Regions from separate parts of the Homo sapiens genome. Here region 1 is linked to region 2. Evidence: read pairs that join two places in POLR2A ChIA-PET (ENCODE). Cell type or tissue: OCI-LY7. All regions are shown on one strand. Links, peaks and the distances in the headings refer to the core of each region. The heading gives the core; the rest is flanking DNA.

The links. ChIA-PET counts read pairs that join two places held together with the same protein. Peaks named below come from ENCODE experiments on the same cell type or tissue, not always from the same donor. Only the 100,000 strongest peaks of a DNase experiment are listed, where the experiment ranks them.
Region 1: POLR2A ChIA-PET joins it to region 2 with 5 read pairs; 4 of 35 experiments call an interaction of 5 or more read pairs at or near these places.

What each region holds. Positions count from the first base shown.
Region 1 is chr17:76,360,002-76,369,526 of GRCh38, forward strand. No RefSeq gene overlaps it. Among named protein-coding and RNA genes, the nearest start is that of PRPSAP1, 11 kb to the left of the region's middle. RefSeq lists enhancers at 8,152-8,652, 8,653-9,153. In OCI-LY7, for the core only: CTCF peaks have their summits at 5,677 and 5,890; a DNase peak (open chromatin) is centred at 5,670.
Region 2 is chr17:76,584,829-76,594,763 of GRCh38, forward strand. It overlaps ST6GALNAC2 (ST6 N-acetylgalactosaminide alpha-2,6-sialyltransferase 2), which reads right to left and starts at 1,032. Exons shown (of 9, transcript NM_006456.3): 1 at 856-1,032. The coding sequence starts at 980. RefSeq lists silencers at 789-1,128, 1,179-1,468 and enhancers at 1,337-2,018, 2,019-2,699. In OCI-LY7, for the core only: no CTCF peak of the experiment used is centred there; a DNase peak (open chromatin) is centred at 5,136.

The DNA.
Region 1 (9,525 bases), core at 2,848-7,847, 220 kb before region 2:
ACTTGGAGTCAGATTTAATCTTGTTAAACAGAATTTGTGGCCCAGCATGGTGGCTCACGCCTGTAATTCCAGCACTTTGGGAGGCCGAGGTGGGAGGATCACCTGAGGTCAGGAGTTCGAGACCAGCCTGACCAACATGGTGAAAGCCTGTCTCTACTAAAAATACAAAAATTAGCTGGGTGTTGTGGCATCCGCCTATATTCGCAGCTGCTAGTGAGGCTAGGGCAGGAGAATCGCTTGAATCCGGGAGGCTGAGGTTGCAGTGAGCCGAGATCGCCCCATTGCACTCCAGCCTGGGCAACAGAGTGAGACTCTGTCTCAAAACAAAAAAGAGAGAGAGACTCTCTGAAATAAAGCAACGTTTATTTGGGATCGGGCATGACAATGGGAATATGTGTGCCATAGTAAACTATGTGTGTATCCAACTAGGTAAAGGAGGACGAACGTTTTTAGAGGAAGATTGAGGGGGATTACACAATTGTTTTGGGATAATTTTCCTTGGCTACAAGGATCAACAACAAGTGTGACCCAGTGCCAGGTTGTACAGGCAGTTGCTGGGCAGATGCCCTCGCAGAAGTATTTTTTGTGTAAGGTTTCAGTGGCCTTTGTGCAAGGTTGTGATTTTTGCTGAGTCTTCCGTGATAGTTTTTGTTATCTGGCATTTATGCATAAGAACCTTCTCTTTATAGCCTTTCCCAGCTCTATTTGTCAGAGCTTTTTGTTTTGTTTTAACACAAGTGACTCAATTTTGCTTCTGACAACTTCCACAGAGTCTTCATTTTTACTGATGGGTCAGGGATTTTTTTCTTTCTTTCTTTCTTTTTTTTTTGAGACTGAGTCTTGCTCTGTCACCCAGGCTGGAGTGCAGTGGCACAATCTCGGCTCACTGCAAGTTCCGCCTCCCGGGTTCACGCCATTCTCCTGCCTCAGCCTCCTGAGTAGCTGGGACGACAGGCGCCCGCCACCACGCCTGGCTAATTTTTTGTATTTTTAGTAGAGACGGGGTTTCACCGTGTTAGCCAGGATGGTCTCGATCTCCTGACCTTGTGATCCGCCCTCCTCGGCCTCCCAAAGTGCTGGGATTACAGGCATGAGCCACCGCGCCCGGCTGATTTTTTCTTTTTTTGAAATGAAGTTTTGCTCTTGTCACCCAGGCTGGAGTGCAACGGCACAATCTCGGCTCACCACAACCTCCGCCTCCTGGGTTCAAGCAATTATCCTGCCTCAGCCTCCCAAGTAGCTGGGATTACAGGCATGCGCCACCACGCCTGGGTAATTTTTGTATTTTTAGTAGAGATGGGGTTTCAACCATATTGGCCAGGGTGGTCTTGAACTCCTGACCTTGTGATCCGCCCGCCTCGGCCTCCCAAAGTGCTGGGATTACAGGCGTGAGCCACCGCGCCCGGCCTTAACATGTCTTTTTTGACGTTTGAAGTGAGACTTCACTTGACCAGTTTTGTTTTTTTTACCGTTTCTCTTTATAAGACCAGACTGACTCTTGAGGTTCCAGACCAGCTGGATACCTCCTGCCAGAACGAAGACAGCTGTGCCTCCACAAAATGACATTTTGCATCTACAACCCTATTTCAGTTTTCAAGTTTTAAAAAATGAGCTGCTTGTTAACCGGGCCAGTTTCGGCATGAATTATAGAAAGATCTCCTCTGTACTAGAAACTAGAAGACAAAGGGTGGCATAAGTAGAGATTTGGCATGAAATATTGTCCAGGAACAAACAGGACAAGACAAAGAGGGGTGTGTTTAGGATTGCTCAGCCCTGTCCCCAAGGGAGGAACTAATTGGAAGACAAGGTCAGTCTTTGCAAGGATAAAGAACATTTCAGGCAATAATTCAGAAGTTTTGCATCCACGTTGCGCCACTCCAACTTGAACTTTGGAAAAATATGAGGCCTTTCCCTGTTTTCATTCTCCAAACAAGCCTCAGCAAGCTGGGACTGAGTGATCTTTATTTCTAAAAATAATACCAACTTGGATCTCTAAGCTGATTCTCTCTATAGGGTACCAGAAACCATGCTGGGGGCAGGAGCAAAATACAGGCAGACAGAGCCAAGCCTGCTAGGAGTGACCCTTCCCAGCTTCAGCAAGGACAGTGGTAGGCAGCAGCTGCTGGGCTGGTCTCTGGAAAATCTGAAATGGAATCACAAGGCACTGAGTCCTCGACCTCACCTATGCCTCGGTTTCAGTAGCTCTTGGTGGGAGTCTTTGGAGGCATTTGAGGGGGTCTGAAATGCCCGAACATCATTGAAGACTTTGGTTCAAGTGGAAACCCTCAAGGGGCTTCTAGTGCCTTCTCTCTGTGCACCGCAGAAGCTCCTGCCAAATGACATGCTTCCTTGCCCCTATGGCCGGATTCATAGCTGCACTGGCAAGATGGGGTGGAAGAGACAGAAACGGAGCAAGGAAAAAGGCCAGGGCTGTAGGGGCTGAGAAGGCAGGAGGCAAACACTAAGGAGACATTATAACAACTCAGGAGGCAAATGATTCAGGAAGTCACAAGGTTCTTGGCTCAACTGTGCCAAATTTGTCAGTTCAAGAGGGTCCAGGTCTATGAGAGCTAAAAACCCCCAAACAATGCAAATGTCCAAAGGCAGCTATGGGCCGGCCATGGAGGCTCACATTTATAATCCCAGCCTCCCTTGGGAGGCCAAGGCGGGAGGATCACCTGAGGTCAGGAGTTTGAGACCAGCCTGGCCAACATGGTGAAACCCATCTCTACTAAAAATACAAAAAACTAGCTGGGCATGGTGGCAGATGCCTGCAATTCCAGCTACTCAGGAGGCTGAGGCAGGAGAATTGCTTGAAGCTGGGAGGCAGAGGTTGCAGCGAGCTGAGATGGCGCCACTGTACTCCAGCCTGGGCAACAAGAGCAAAACCCTGTCTCAAAAAATAAAATAGTAAAAAAAATAAGGCTGGGCGTGGTGGCTCACGCCTGTAATCCCAGCACTTTGGGAGGCCAAGGCGGGCGGATGGCTTGAGCCTAGAATTCAAGACCAGCCTGGGCAACATGGTGAAACCCTATCTCTACAAAAAACACAAAAGTTAGCTGGGCATGGTGGTTCATGTCTGTATTCCCAGCTAATTGGGAAGCTGAGGTGGGAGGATCCCTTGAGCCCAGGAGGTTGAGGATGCAGTGAGCTGTGAGACCCTGTCTCTTAAAAAAAAAAAAAAAAAAAAGGCAATCAAAGTGAGACAGGAGAATAGGATCTGGAAGCAGGGACTCTAAGGACTTCCTAGAACTGAATCAAATGGAAACACTTCAACTATGACAGGAAATATCCTCTCCATTTACATAGGGCGTACACCGAGTGAATGACTTTGTAACTTTACTTCATCCCTTCATTTACATAGGGCGTACACCAAGTAACCAATGGAAACTTCTAGAGGGTATTTAAACCCCCAAAAATTAGCCCCTATGCTCAGGCTGCTCTCACCCTGTGGAGTGTACTTTTGTTTTGTTTTTTCTTTTTTTTTTGAGACAGAGTCTTGCCCTGTCACCCAAGTTGGAATGCAGTGACACGATCTCAGGTTCAAGAAATTCTCATGTCTCAGCCTCCTGAGTAGCTGGGATTATAGGCATCGCCACCACGCCCAGATAATTTTTGTTTTGTTTTGTTTCTGAGACAGAGTCTTCCTCTGTTGCCCAGGGTGGAGTGCAGCTGCACGATCTCAGCTCACTGCAAACCCCGCCTCTTGGGTTCAAGCGATTCTTCTGCCTCAGCCTCCTGAGTAGCTGGAATTACAGGCACGCACCACCACGCCCAGCTAATTTTTGTATTTTTAGTAAAGATGGGGGTTTCACCATATTGGCCAGGCTGGTTTTGAACTCCTGATCTCGTGATCCGCCTGCCTTGGCCTCCCAAAGTGCTGGGATTACAGGCATGAGCTACCGCGCCTGGCCTAATTTTTGTATTTTTAGTAGAGTCGGGGTTTCACCATGTTGGCCAGGCTGGTCTCGAACTCCTGGCCCCAAGTAATCCGCCTGCCTTGGCCTCCCAAAATGCTGCAGGGATTACAGGCGTGAGCCACCGCGCCCGGCCTGTACTTTTGTTTTCAATAAGTCTCTGCTTTTGTTGCTTCATTCTTTCCTTTGTTTGTTTGTGAATTTTGTACAATTATTTAAGACACCAAAAACCTGGACACCCTCCACCAGTAACAAAAGGATTTTCCCCAAAGTATATTTCTTTTTTTAAATTTTGAGATGGAGTTTCGCTCTTGTCTAGACTGGAGTGCAATGGTGCCATCTTGGCTCACTGCAACCTTGGCCTCCTGCCTCAGCCTCCCGAGTAGTGGGATTACAGGTGCCTGCCACCATGCCCAGCTAATTTTTGTATTTTTAGTAGATGGGGTTTCACCATGGTGGCCAGGCTGGTCTTGAACTCTTGACCTCAGGTGATCCACCAGCCACCTTGGCCTCCCAAAGTGTTGGGATTACAGGCATGAGCCACCGCGCCTGGTCTCCCAAAATACATTTTTTTGACATATTTTGAAATGGCCCTCCAAAGCTTTCTTTTATGGGGGAAATCTGCATTCTGTAGAGAATCCCCTTCCCTTCTCAGGTCTCTCTGGAGAGACTGGCACCTGTGACATTCACATCTCTTCTCTCAGAAGCCTGCTACCTGAAGGCGTCATCTACAAGACAAGAACTTTGGCTTCCACAACCACCCACCACTTACCATAACTCAAGCTGATTTCAGCTCTTCAGGCAGAGCTTACCATTTTCAACAAATTGCCAATCAGCAAATGTTGAAATCTACCTATGACCTGGAAACCACCCCCACTTCAAGATGTCCCACCTTTCTGGGCTGAGCCAATGTATACCTTACCTCTGTCCATTTATGTCTTTTCCTGTAACTTCTGTCTTCCTAAAATGTATAAATCAAGCCTTAGGCCGGGCACAGTGGCTCATGCCTGTAATCCCAGCACTTTGGCTGGCCGAGGCGGGCGGATCACTCGAGGTCAGAAGTTTGAGACCAGCCTGGGCAACATGGCGAAACTCCATCTCTACTAAAAATACAAAAAATTAGCTGGGTGTGGTGGCGCGAGCCTGTAATTCCAGCTACTTGGGAGGCTGAGGCAGGAGAATTGCTTGAACCCAGGATGTGGAGGTTGCAGAGATCGCACCACTTTACTCCAGCCGGGGAAACAGAGAGAGACTCTGTCTCAAAAAAAAAAAAAAAAAAAGGCTGGGTACAGTGGCTCATGCCTGACCCTGCCTGGAGGTTGCTGTGAGAGCTAAATGAGATGGAGAGTGGATGACAAGGAGGAGTGAGGTGCCCTGTGTGATCCTCCACGTTTTCCTGGAATTAGGAGAGCCCACCGCTGAGAATAAAATGCACCCCCAATTCTTGGTTCAGGGAACCACCCACTGAGGGGGCTGGCTGGGAGATGCCTCTCGACACTGACGCTGTCAACCCTGTGTGGAATTGAGAATTCCACTGGCTTTTGTTCCTGGTTCCTGGGAGGTAACCTGTAAATCCTCAGAATTTCCTGAGTGATAGTAGTGTCTGTGTTACTCACGATCGGGCCTCGGAGGACACCCGATCATTTATGCAAATGACTCTAGGTCCAGGAAGACCAACCGTGAGATTAGAAGGCTGTGGCTCTGGAGCCTGGGTGATGGAAGGTGATTGAGGCTACAGTGAGCTATGATCCTTCCACTGCACTCCAGCCTGGGCGACAGAGGGAGCCCTTGTCTCAAAACAAACAAACAAACAAAAAAATTTAAAAATTAGCTGGGTGTGTTGGTGCATGCTTACGGTCCCATAAGAGGGACCATAAGGGAGGATCATTTGAGCCCAGGAGTTTGAGGCTGCAGTGAGCCGTGATCACACCACTGCACTCCAGCCTGAACAACACAGCAAGAACCTGTCTCAAAAAAAAAAAAAAAAAAAAAAGCAGAAAGAAAAAGAAAACAAAATTAGAAGGTTGGGTCTTTGAGCCACTTGTTATCAGCCTGACTTCCGGGGACGGAGGGGCTGGAGCTTGAGTTTAGTGTGTGGTGTATGATTCCTCCATCATGCCTGCATATAAAACCCCAAGGACAACTCTACACAGAGGCTCGGGTGAGCTTCCCTGGTTAGTGATGCTCTGTCTATTGTCACAGATGGAGGTACCAGGAGGGTTAAGGTGTCCCTGAGGATAACAGCGCTTTGCACCGGGGACCCACCCAGCCCGGACGCAGTGCTTCTGGCTGTGGCTGGTTCTGATTCGTGTTCTTTTGCTGTAATAAAACTGTAAATGAAACTTCAGCATTTACCTGAGTGCTGTGAGTCATTCTAGTGAATTAGGAATCTGAGGGGGTGGTGGGAACCCCTGAATTTGAGGCCATCTGGTCAAAAGTGAGGACCCTGAACTTGCAGCTGGTGTCTGAAGTGAGGGCTGTCCTGTGGAGGAAGGCATCACCTGAGGCCCAACCCCAGGTAGTTGGTGTCAAATGTCATTGCACCTGCCCTGAAAGAAAGAGGGAGAGAAGTGAGGGAAGGGGCCACCTTTTGGGGAGAGCTGGTGTCTGTGAGAAAAGGCCTCAATCTTTTTTTTTTTTGAGATGGAGTTTCGCTCTTTCGCCCAGGCTGGAAAGAAGTGGCGTGATCTCAGCTCACTGCAACCTCCAACCCCCAGGTTCAAGTGATTCTCCTGCTCATCCTCCCGGGTAGCTGGGATTATAGGCGCCTGCCACCACACCTGGCTAATATTTGTATTTTTAGTAGAGACGGGGTTTCACCATGTTGGTCAGGCTGGTCTCGAACTTCTGACCTCAGGTGATCCACCCACCTTGACCTCCCAAAGTGCTGGGATTACAGACGTGAGCCACCCCGCCCAGCCCCTCATTTTTCTCTTTCTCTCTCTCACCTGACCTCAGGTGATCTGCCTGCCTCGGCTTCCCAAAGTACTAGGATTACAAGTGTGAGCCATGCCTGAGCAAGCCTCACTCTTTTTTTTTTTTCTTTTGAGACAGAGTCTCGGTCTGTCACCCAGGCTGGGGTGCAATGGCGCGATCTCGACTCACTGCAACCTCCGCCTCCCGGGTTCAAGTGATTCTCCTGCCTTAGCCTCCTGAACAGCTGGGATTACAGGTGCCTGCCACGACACCCAACTAATTTTTGTATTTTTCGTAGAGACGGGGTTTCACCATGTTGGTCAGGCTGGTCTCCAACTCCTGATCTCAAGTGATCTGTCTGCCTCGGCCTCCCAAAGTGCTGGGATTACAGGCGTTAGCCACCGTGCCCGGCCAAGCCTCACTCTTTTGAGAGGACTTGACTGGTTTCTCTTGAAACCAGATGGAGGTTGTAGGGGTTGGGGACACAGTGGAATCACTGTCTGTCAAGTGTGTGGGAGGGCAGGGAAGCACACCTGTGTTCCTGCTGGCTGTCTTGGCTGTGCATTGGCTGCTCTGCCCTGGGGCTCCTGAGGTTTGGAAAGCACTGAGGGCTGGGACCACCCATCCCTTCAGGAGACGTTTTTGTTTGTTTGTTTGTTTTTTGAGACCAGTCTCGCTCTGTAGCTCAGGCTGGAGTGCAGTGGCACAATCTCGGCTCACTGCAACCTCCACTGGAGGGGTTCAGTCAGGATGGTGGGAGAAATTGTAAAATAAACACAAACTTTCTTGGAAGGCCTGAAGGTTTTTGCAAAAGCCTCAAAATAGAGTTATGGCTGAAGGCAGCCTAATCCTCTTTGAGTTATAGCAAGGGTAATTAACACAGGAATGTAGAGGAGTCTATCTAAATAGCTTGTTTACCCACGTGGTCCTAAGACTAACCTTTGACCATCCATGGGTGCAAGATTGCTGTCTACCTGGGGGGTGAGCAATGGTAATTACCTTCTAGTGGTGTTTACTTGAGACGTTTGTCATTTAATGTGTGCTGAACAAATGCCAGCAGGGCCAGCCAGTCGAGGCCATGGCTGCTATTCTTTACAGCACCTTCCTTGGTGTCTGTGAGGGGCCCAGACCCTTAGCTGGACTGACAAGCAGAATATCTGTGTCAGTGTAAGTTATTCATCCGTCGTTGGGTCAGGATCTGCGGGACGGACTCCCCCCACCCCCGCACTGTACCTCCCAGGTTCAAATGATTCTCCTGCCTCAGCCTCCTAAGTAGCTGGGATTACAGGTGTGGGCCACGACACGTGGCTAATTTTTGTATTTTTAGTAGAGACAGGTTTTCACCATGTTGGTCAGGCTGGTCTTGAACTCCTGACCTCAAATGATCTGCCCATCTCGGCCTCCCAAAGTGCTGGGATTACAGGCGTGAGCCACCGCACCTGGTCCCCTTCAGAAGATGGATGCTGAACCTAAGGGCCCAGAGTCAAGTCTAGAGTATGGTCGAGTCCAGAGTATGGGAATCCCAGTCCTGCGGATTACGGGACTGGGAGTGGGGGTACCCTCTCAGAGCAATATGGCATGAGGCCACCTCCTGGAGTCAGCAGAACGTGTCACCCAGGGGAGCCGCTTAGGAGACCGCCTCTCATCAGCAGGCCTGAGCAGCTGTCCCTTGGCCACACCAAATCAGTAGAGCCCTGGTTCTCAGTCAGTGGCAAGTGTGTCCCGCAGGGGCATTTGGCAAGGTCCGGAGACATTTTTGGTTGTCACAACTTGGGGGCTGCTACTGGCATCTGGTGAGCAGAAGCCAGGGACGCTGAGGAACAGTGCACTGACAGGCCCCTGCCGCAGAGAATGAGCCAGCCCCAAACATCAACAGTGCTGAGCTTGAGAAAGCCTGGTCTCTGCAACAAAGCCCCCAGCAAGGGGAAAGCAGCGCCACCACCCATCAGGCCCTGCGGGAATCACATCTGCTTTCAATTTCTCTCCTTCCTGCCGCAGCCTCACAGAATCAGCACAGGGATGGGGCGGTGGGGGAAGAGACGTGCCGTGTCTTCACCCCAGTGTTGGCGCCTGTGCTGGGAAGGGATGAGGGTCTTTTGAGGCAGGATTGACTTTTTTTTTCATTTTTTTTTTTTTTTTTGAGACAGTCTCACTCTGTCGCTCAGGCTAGAGTGCAGTGGTGCGATCTTGGCTCACTGCAACCTCCATCTCTCTGGTTCAAGCGATTCTCATGCTTCAGCCTCCTGAGTAGCTGGGATTACAGGTATGCACCTCCACACCCTGTGCTAATTTTTGTATTTTGAGTAGTGATGGGGTTTCACCATGTTGGCCAGGCTGGTCTCGAACTCCTGACCTCAAGTGATCTGCCCACCTTGGCTTCCCAAAGTGCTGGAATTACAGGCGTGAGCCACTGCGCCCGGCACTAGGCTGTCTTAATAGCAAAACATGGCTAGAAAAATGTGGAATCATACTGAGTGCCCTCGTGGGGAATCTTATGCTCAGTGGAAATGGAGATTTCGAACAAACAGAGCTGGTGGTGTTTATCAGAGAAAATTAAACCTTTTGTTAATGTTCACTTTAACAGGACATGTGTCCTTCATGAAACTGGCTACATATGTGCATCGCTTAGCCCGGGGCCGGCACAAAACAAGAGCTGGATAAACGTTAGCCGCTTGTATTGAGAGGGAAGTGA
Region 2 (9,935 bases), core at 2,362-7,361:
AGGCTGGGGCTGGAGGCCTCTCCCTGAGGCTGCCGGGCCCTTCCCTCCTCCCAAACCCAGACTTCGCACGGCTTGGTCCGCCTTTCTTAAGCTAAGCGAAATCGTTTTGCGGCTTCTTCAGTCACCGGAACCACCACCTGCTAGAGGCCGGCTCCCAGGTTCTCCTCGTGGGACACCCAGGAAAGTGCCTAGGGAGGAGGAGGGAGTGGAGCGCAGGACGCGGCGCGGGGAGGAGAACGCGGATGGAGCCAGGAGTCACCCCTCTTTCCCTCGGGCGCCCGCCTCTTCGCGGATCGCGCCCGCACTGGGCTTATCCAGACACGGCGAGCGGAAGCCGGGGAGAAGGGAGCGGGCGCGGGGCGGACAGAGACCGCAGCGGGCGGGAAAGGCGACTGGCCGCGGCCCGACGGAGGGTCCCCGCGAAGTTGGAAACCGGAGACTTGGGCCCCTGCCCAAAAAGCAGAATCTGACGTTACCGAGGGAGAGTTCCCGACAAAAAAGGAAGTTTTTATCTGCTTCGGGGACCCAGCCAGATTTCGACAATAGAAAGTGTACTTATCAGGCCGGGGAGGACTTCACCAACAAGGGGCACCGGGGCGGGTCGCCAGTGCACAGGGGCGAGGTCTTCCTTGGACCCAGGCAAAGGCCGCGGGGTCCGGGCAGCGCGAGGTCAAGGCTGGGAGAGGGTTCTGGCGACAAAGGGCCGCGGCCGAGTCCTCGCTGAGAGCTGCCCCAGAGGGGTCCACGCGGAGGTTGGGCTGAGGGCTGCGGGCCGCCGGGGAGCCCTGGGCTGGGGACCCTCCCCGCGCCCTGGTCGCCCCTGCGCCCTCCCGCTCTGCGCTCGGCAGCCCCTACCTGGCTCCGGCCGCTGGCCCCGGGTACCGCTGCACCGCCGAGAAGTACAGGGCAAAGAGGAGCCCCGAGCAGGCAGCCGTGAGCAGGAGCAGCAGCCAGAAGAACGACCCGCGCGGGAGCCCCATACAGCCCCGGCCCGCGAGCGCCCCGTCCGCTGACGTCCCAGGCAGAAGGGAGAGAACCGGGTGGGCCGGGTGGCACTTGCGGAGGCGGCCGTCTTGCCCTGCCCCGCCCTGCCCGCCGGGTGCCTGCGGCGCCTGCCCGCCCGGCAGCTCCCTCTCGGCCCCGGCTGAGTGGCCAGAGGCTGCCGCACCCTCGGGAGCTGGGCGGCGGGTCCCCCGGGGCTGGAGTGTCGTCCCGGCGCCCAGAGCGCGCGCTCCTTTGGCCCTGCCCCCTGCCCGGGGGACTTCGGCAGCGGCCACTCCTGCCACTGCGCTCTCTCCAGAGCCCAGCCCCGGGAGGCCGCCAGTCTCGGGTTGGGCAGGGCGCTTTCCTCGCGCCGTCCGGGGCTAGCTAGGCGCGGGTAGACGCCGCCACCTGCTGCGCTGGCTGCGCTCTGCCCTCTGCGGGCCCGGCACTCGGCCTCTAGACTCTGTGGCGGGTGGGCGGCGGCCGGGAGGAGATGTGCCCGGCTCCCTCCAAAGGACCCTCAGATCTGTCAGTCTGCGGACGCCAGGACAGCTGGGAGGGGGCGGGCAGGGTGGAGGAGCAAAACCCGACAGCTCAGTCTCTGGGCTGGCGGTAGAGGGGGGAAAAGGGGGTGAGGTGGGGAGCTTGCCGTGATGGGTTTCGTGGGGGAGCTAAGGCTGTCAGCGCTTATTTGGTAACCATCCAGGGTGGCCAGTCCCCTCAATCGCATTGAGTTCCTTTCACAGAACGAGGCCAGTCAGAGAGACCACCTGAAATGTTCAGCACAACGGGTTCCCAAACTTATTGGCACCAGGGACTGGTTTCCTGGAAGACAATTTTTCCACGGAGGGGGGTGGGGGTGGGGGGGTTGGGGATGAAACTGTTCCACCTCAGATCATCAGGCATGAGTTAAGATGCTCTCATAAGGAGCCCGCAACCTAGATCCCTGGCATGCGCATTTCACAAAAGGGTTCGCACTCCTTTGAGACTCTAATGCCGAGGCTGATCTGAAGGAGGCGGAGCTCAGGCGGTAATGCTCCTTCCCCCTCCACTCACCTCCTGCTGCGATGCCCTGTTCCTAACAGGTCTCGGACCAGGCTTGGGATTGGGGACCCCTGGTCTAGCAGGCTCCAGCATCAGAAAGGGCTGGGAAGCTCAGCACCCGTGCTCTCTAAGTGGAACACTCCCTGGCAGTGAGTGATGGATGAGATGGGTGTGCTTCAGTGGCCACTGTTCGGCAAGCTGTGACATGCGGCAGGCTGTGACATGCCCCAGACTCCCAACTGTCAGCAGGCTGCAAGGATGAGAGGGACCTAGGCTACCGTGTCACGGGCCTTTGGCTCTAATCTGTTCTTCATGTATCCGAGGAAGTCTGGGTGCAGCAACAGGTACCTGTCTGATTGCAAGGCTTCCCGAAAACCTCCCAGGGCCTGGGCCTGTGGTCAGGAATGGCCATTCAGTCCATCCAGTCTCAGTACTCCTACCAAGTCAGGGTCACTGGAGGTCACTCACATTGGGCCAGTTCTTTCCTTCACCCCAAGACTGCTCAGCAGAGCCAGACTCATCTTGCTACCCCGCAGATGGGCACTACTTGGAATTTATGGTGTCACGACTTTCATTTCAATCTTTATGGGTTTACTTGTCAAAATTCCTGTAGATGTTACTTATCCCCTGATCACTGGCTTCTCACATTTCCTCAGACCTTCTCTCTGTGCCCATAAATATCCCTCCTAGCCCTTGCTCTCAGTAAGTGCCTTACCCTCTACTTCATGGAGAAAAGGAGAATCATTCATTAGTAATTTATTCAACTTCCACTTACAAACCTACAAACTTGGCCCCCACACACAGCCCAGCCTCTCCCTGCCGGGACTCTAGTCTTTTTTTTTTTTTTTTTTTTTGAAACAGCCTGTTACCCAGGCTGGAGTGCAGAGGCGTGATCTCGGCTCACTGCAACTTCCACCTCCCAGGTTCAAGCGATTCTCCTGCCTCAGCCTCCCCAGTAGCTGGGATTACAGGAGTGCACCCCCATGCCCAGCTTTTTTTTTTTGTATTTTTAGTAGGGATGGGGGCTTTACCACGTTGGCCAGGCTGGTCTCAAACTCCTGACCTCAGGTGATCTGCCCACCTTGGCCTCCCAAACTGCTGGGATTACATGTGCGAGCCACTGCGCCAGGCCTCAGGACTCCAGTCTTAAGAGCTGGGGAGAGGGTGCTCTCCTCCTGTGTGGGAGTTAACCCCCTATCTGTGTTAATAATCCAGGTCCACCTCCAATGCCTTAAATGGCAGTACTCCCCTCACACCAAGATCTCCTATCCACCCACCTGGAGTTCTCCTTCCTCCCATCTTCAGCCTCACAGGACCTCCAGGGTCTCCATCCTTCCCTTTTCTCCCAGTGGGCCAACCCTCTCTCAGCAGCTTTCTTTCCTATCTAGGCAGGACTCCCTGGGTTATAATCTGAGCTACTCCTGCATCAGTAACCCAGATTCTCTTGTGTTCCTGGCTTTCTTCCCAGCAAAACTCTGACCTGGATTCACTCTTGCCTCTGCCTCTCCTGTGCTGCCTGTCCCTGGCCTGGCTGAGTGCTGCAGGGGTCAGGGGTCAGGTGTAGCTCATTCCAGAGTGTGAATTGGGAACACAAGTTTGGCCTCAGCTGGCTCTCAACATCAGCCATTTCCTTATCCTTGCTCAGCTCCAGCTTCTATCCTGCTCAACAATGATTCTAGAACTTACTTCTTTCCTCAAGCCTCCTCTTTTCCCAGCCATACCTGTGAGAAAATGCAGCCCATCAGGAGTGACCTTCAACTTCCCATGCCCCCAAGTTCAAAGTCATCTTTTGTTAAGAACTGTGCAGATTTTGCTCTCCTTACAAGCTAACCAATGAAACTGCCATAGTTCTGTGGATGCTGGTAGAAGACACAAGACTACTGGATCAGAGACAAAGGACTTTATTACTCATGGTGCAGCAAGCAACATAGGCATCATGTTTGTGTCACTTCTCTTTACTCCTCAAGCCCCATGAGAGTGATACAGAGAGGCCCAGGTGAGTGTTGCACACACAATGGGTTTGCAGCACAGCTGAGAATCCCTGAGATAAGGAAACCAGAATCTTTTATAATGGGCTGCAAGCAAACCTGCTCTTGTCCAAGAGGGAGACATTATCTTTATTACGTTGGATAGTGAGGAAATCTGCCCTCTGCTCCAGAGGGAGGCACTATCTTTATCTTCCAAGGCAGTCTGCTGTACCAACAATCTTTTTTTTTTTTTTTCTTTTTTAGACAGAGTCTCGCTCTGTCGCCAGGCTGGGGTGCAGTGGCACGATCTCGGCTCACTGCAAGCTCCACCTCCCGGGTTCACGCCATTCTCCTGCCTCAGCCTCCCAAGTAGCTGGGACTACAGGCGCCCGCCACCACATCTGGCTAATTTTTTGTATTTTTAGTAGAGATGGGGTTTCACCATGTTACCCAGGATGAACTCGATCTCCTGACCTCGTGATCCGCCCGCCTCGGCCTCCCAAAGTGCTGGGATTACAGGCGTGAGCCACTGCACCTGGCCTATACCAACGTTCTTGAAAAGAGCCTGGAACAAAAGGTCAGTTGGTCCCTCTGCTCACAGCATGATCCTGCCCATGCACCCTCACCTTATTGCTCCAGACTCTCCTCCTTCCAGGGAGAGCCAGCCTCTTCACTGTGACCTCCCATTCTTCAGCTCTTGCTTCAGCAGCCCTCCCTGCCCCCTCTGCAAGGTCCTTATCACAGCCTATGAACATGCCCCAAATAGCTCATCCTAAAAAGCAAAGCAAAGCAAAACAAACAAAAAACGCCATGGAGCTGGCCCCCTTCATAGCTACTCTCTTTTTCTTTCATCCAAGTTCTTGGTAGAGAGTCTATTCTGTCTCTGCTTCTTTTTGCATCTGACTTCCTTACCTACGATGCCATTGAAATTGTACCCACTGAAGTCACTAGCAACCATCATCCTTCCAAAGGGAGTCCACATTTTCCAGTTCTAATTCTGCTGCATCTGTCTCTCTGAATTTGACACTTAGCTCCCAGTAATTCCAGCCTGCAACTCTTTGTTCTCATGGTTTCAACAACCAGCTTTCTGTTTGTGACTCCTGAATTAGTCTCCATCTGAGGCCCAGATCTCTATCAGCTGCAAACCTGTTCAGCTGTGTATAAAGGCATCCCTGGAGACCTGCGTTACTTTTTTCTTTCTTTCTTACTGTTTTTTTTTCTTTCTTACTGTTTTTTTTTTTTTTTTTTTTTTGAGTCAGAGTCTCACTCTTGTTGTTCAGACTGTAGTACAGTGGTGAAATCATGGCTCCTGCAGTCTTTTTCTTTTTTTTTGAGACGGAGTCTCACTCTGTTGTCCAAGCTGGAGTGCAGTGGCATGATCTTGGCTCACTGCAACCTCCACCTCCTGAGTTCAAGCTGCCTTGATTCTCCTGCCTCAGCCTCCCAAGTAGCTAGGACCACAGGCGTGTGCTACCATGCCCAGCTAAGTTTTTGTATTTTTAGTAGAGATGGGATTTCACCATGTTAGCCAGGATGGTCTTGATCTCCTGACCTCATGATTTGCCCGCCTCAGCCTCCCAAAGTGCTGGGATTACAGGCGTGAGCCACCGTGCCCAGCTGGCTCCTGCAGTCTTAAACTCCTGGGCTCAAGCGATCCTCCTGCCTTAGCCTCCCAAGTAGCCAGGTCTATAGGCATGTGCCACTATACCCATCTAATTTATTTTTGTTTTAATTTTTGCAGAGACAGGGTCTTGCAGACACAGAGGGCCTACTTCTCATGGGTTTTTCAGGGCTAACTATGGGACTTGAGTATGTGTGGATTTGGTTTGGTTATACGGGCAGTCCTGGAACCAATCCCCCATGGATAATAAGGGATGACTGTATGTAAATACAATTATATAATATATAATTATAAAATTATACTTTTTATAATTACAGAATTTCCTTTACCAGAGTTGTTTTTTTTTTTTTTTGTCTCATGTGTATTTGAATCTTGTTTCAGCCTGAAGATTCCTTTAGTATTTCTTGTAATGTGTGTCTGCTAGCAATAAATCCTCTTACTTTCTGTTTACTTAGAAGTGTCTAGGCACCTGCCACCACACCTGGCTAATTTTTGTATTTTTAGTAGAGACAGGGTTTCACCACGTTGACCAGGCTGGAGTCCACTTTCACTAGAAAGTGGGGCTATAGAGTTCCTCATGCTGGCAGTTCATCTTTTGCAATTTTTTTTTTAAACAGTCTCACTGTATTGCCCAGGCTGGAGTGCAGTGGCGCAATCTCAGCTCACTGCAACCTCCACCTCCCGGGCTCAAACGATTCTCCTGCCTCAGCCTCCAGAGTAGCTGGGATTACAGGCACCTGCCACCACACCCGGCTAATTTTTGTATTTTTAGTAGAGATAGGGTTTCACCGTGTTGGCCAGGCTGGTCTCGAACTCCTGACTTCAAGTGATCCACTTGCCTCGGCCTCCCAAAGTGTTGGGATTACAGGCGTGAACCACCGCGCCCGGCCGCAATGGTTTTTAATTTAATGTTGACTTCCTCATTGATTTGTCATCTTAAAATTCTATTTTTTGAATCAGGAAAATTGATCTGGATGTTTGATAAATCTAAGGAATTGTTAAATTTTAAAATGTGTGGCTAGGTGCGGTGGCTCACACTGTAATCCAGCACTTTGGGAGGCTGAGGCAAGATGATATCTTGAGCCCAGGAGTTTGAGACCAGCCAGGGCAACCTAGTGAGACTCCATCTCTATTTTTAAAAAGAAAGAGGTCAGGTGCAGTGGTTCACACCTGTCATCCCAGCACTTTGGGAGGCCAAGGCGGGCAGATCACCTGAAGTCAGGAGTTTGAGACCAGCCTGGCCAATATGGCAAAACCCTGTCTCTACTAAAAATACAAAATTTAGTCTGGGGTGGGTGGCGGGCACCTGTAATCCCAGCTACTCAGGAGGCTGAGACGGGAGAATCGCTTGAACCCAGGAGGCAGAAGTTGCAGTGAGCCAAGATCACGCCACTGCACTCCAGCCTGTGAGACAGAATGAGACTCCGTCTCAAAAGAAAAGAAAGAAAGAAAATGTGTGATAGTAGCATTGTGGTTATTTTTTAAAAGTGTCCTTATTGTTAATAATACATACTGAATATTTACAAACGAATATGATACATGGAATTCTTTAAAAATAACCAAGTCTGGGCCGGAAGTGGAGAGTGGATGGGGACACAGATGAAACAAATTGGCTATGAGTGTGGCTCATTGTTGGGGCTGTATAATGGGGATATGAGGGTGCATTACAGTATTCTCTCTACTTTTGTATATATTCGAAATTTTCCCTAACAAAAACCTAAATTTTTCTTTTTAGCTGAAATATGCTTCATTAGATATTTCAAAACTATAAGGTTATCCTTAACTTCAATCAAAGTCTTTAAAAGTATATATACATGCTTTTCACATAAGATGAACTATGGATTACGGATTTGCAAAACCAAGAGATCAAAACTTCGAGTACTCTATGTTCTAAAACAACCACATGTAAGCATTTTGTAAAAACATATTTTTACTAAAATCAATTTATTTCTCAGTATCTGAAACTGGCATGAATGTCGAGCAAGTTCCTAATCAAAATGTATTAGATGTTCTAATTATGTGTCAGAGGCTGTTTTTGTCATTTCAATCAAAACCATTTTTAGATGATTGATTATTTTATGAAAAAAAGCAATGATGAAAATTGTTGCAGTTGTATTTCAAGAGTTTATAAAAAGACAAATTTATGCATTGAATTGAAGCTGAGTAGAAACCGAGTTTGGAAAAAGAAAATACAGTTGATGGCTTAAATTTGAATATGAACCGGATATTCTAGATCAGTCAGAAAATGGATTATTAGCACTTGAGATTCACGAAATTAGAGCCTACTGCTTTTCAGGGTTTAAGAAGTTTCTTTTTTATTTTTTTTTATAAACTCATTAATGGGAAGACTTTTTTTTTAACTTCTTGAAAATGTCAACATTTTGAAAAAAATGTTATTTTATCATAAATGAGAAACTAATTTTTTTTTTGAGACCGAGTTTCCCTTTTGTTGCCCAGGCTGGAGTGCAGTGGCGCGATCTTGGCTGACTGCAACCTCCACTTCCTGGGTTCAAGCGACTCTACTGCCCCAGCCTCCCAAGTAGCTGGGATTACAGGTGCACGCCACCACCCTCAGCTATTTTTGTATTTTTAGTAGAGATGGGGTTTCACCATGTTGGCCAGTCTGGTCTCAAACTCACAACCTCAGTTGATCCACCTGCCTTGGCCTCCCAAAGTGCTGGGATTACAGGTGTGAGCCACTGTGCCCGGCCAAACCATTTTTGTTTAATTTCATTTCTACATGGTCGTCAAACGTGCCTATCCAATGAAGCCTTCATAGAAGGCCCAAGAAGACAGAGTTTGGGGAGCTTCTGGATAGCGGAGCATGTGGAGGTTCCAGGAGGGCAGGGTGCCCAGGAAGGGCATGGAAGCTCCGTGTCCCTTCCCCATACCTTGCCCTATGCATTTCTTCATCTGTATCTATTGTGATATCCTTTACAATTAAACTGGTAAACATAAGTGTTTCCTGCCTCTGTGAGCCACTCTAGCAATTTAATTGAACTTGAGGAGTGAGTCATGGGAACCCAAATTTATAGCTGGTTAGTCAGTAGCACAGGTAATACAACCCCTGGGGGTTGTGATGGGAATTGGAAGTGGGAGGGAGCAGTCTTGTGGGACTGAGCCCTCAACCCGTGATCTGATGCTGTCTCCAGGCAGATGGTCTCAGAAGTGAACTGAATTAGAGGACACCCAGCTGGTGTCCGCTGCAGAATTGATTGCTTGCTTGTTGGTGGGGAGAGATCTGCACACATCTGGTCACAGAAGTCTTCTGTGTTGATTGTTGTTGAGTGAGAGCAGAGGAAAAATGCGTGTAGGAAATGCGCACGAAGGAAATGTGCACGTGTGGGAGGGTGGGGCAGGGCCGGGAGCCGGATCCTCATCTTCCCTGGGAGACATCAGTAGATAATCTAAAACATAATTGTCAACGCACACATGTAATTTCGAAGTATGGAGGTAAATGCCAAAGGCTCAGCTGGAAGATTTGAAAGTGGCTGACTCTGCATAGATGAAATAGCAGGAGAGTAGCTGGGGACTACCAATTTTGAAAAACAATATTCTCTCAGGGAATTCACAAGTTGAATTTTATCCTCAGGCCCAGCATCTAGAAAATAAGCCCAAGCTCTGATGCCTCTCATTCAGGGCTCCCAATGAGCTGGACCTCGCCTGCTGCTCTAGTAAGATTCCTGCGTTATATTTTCTGCAACAGCATCACCTACTGTCTTGTAGGCCCCACACGTGCATGTTGCTGTCTCGCCCCATTCTTGTTCCTGCATTCCTCTTTGCCTGGCTTGCTGTTTCTTCCCTCCACCCTCCACCTGCCCCACCATCACCTTTTTCTCCTGCCTTCCTGTGGATTATTTTGCTTTTAGCATTCTGTTTTTGTTTCTTGTTTGTTTGTTTTTTGAGACAGAGTCTCACTCTGTCACCCAGGCTGGTGTGCAGTGGCATGATCTCAGCTCACTGCAACCTCTGCCTCCTGGGTTCAAGCGATTCTCCCACCTCAACCTTCCGAGTAGCTGGGATTACAGGTGCGCATCACCACACCCGGATAATTTTTGTATTTTTAGTAGAGATGGGGTTTCACCACGTTGGCCAGGCTGGTCTCAAACTCTTGGCCTCAAGTGATCCACCGCCTTGGCCTCCTAAAGTTCTGGGATTACAGGCGTGAGCCACCGTGCCCGGCTCCATTGTTTTCTTTATTCCCCATGTTCCATGTTTTCTTCTTTTATCATTTCCTTCTTGTTTGAAGAGCTTCCTTTAGTTATTCTTTCAGGGCAGTTCTTCTGGGGACAATTCTCTTAGTTTTCTTCATCTTGTCT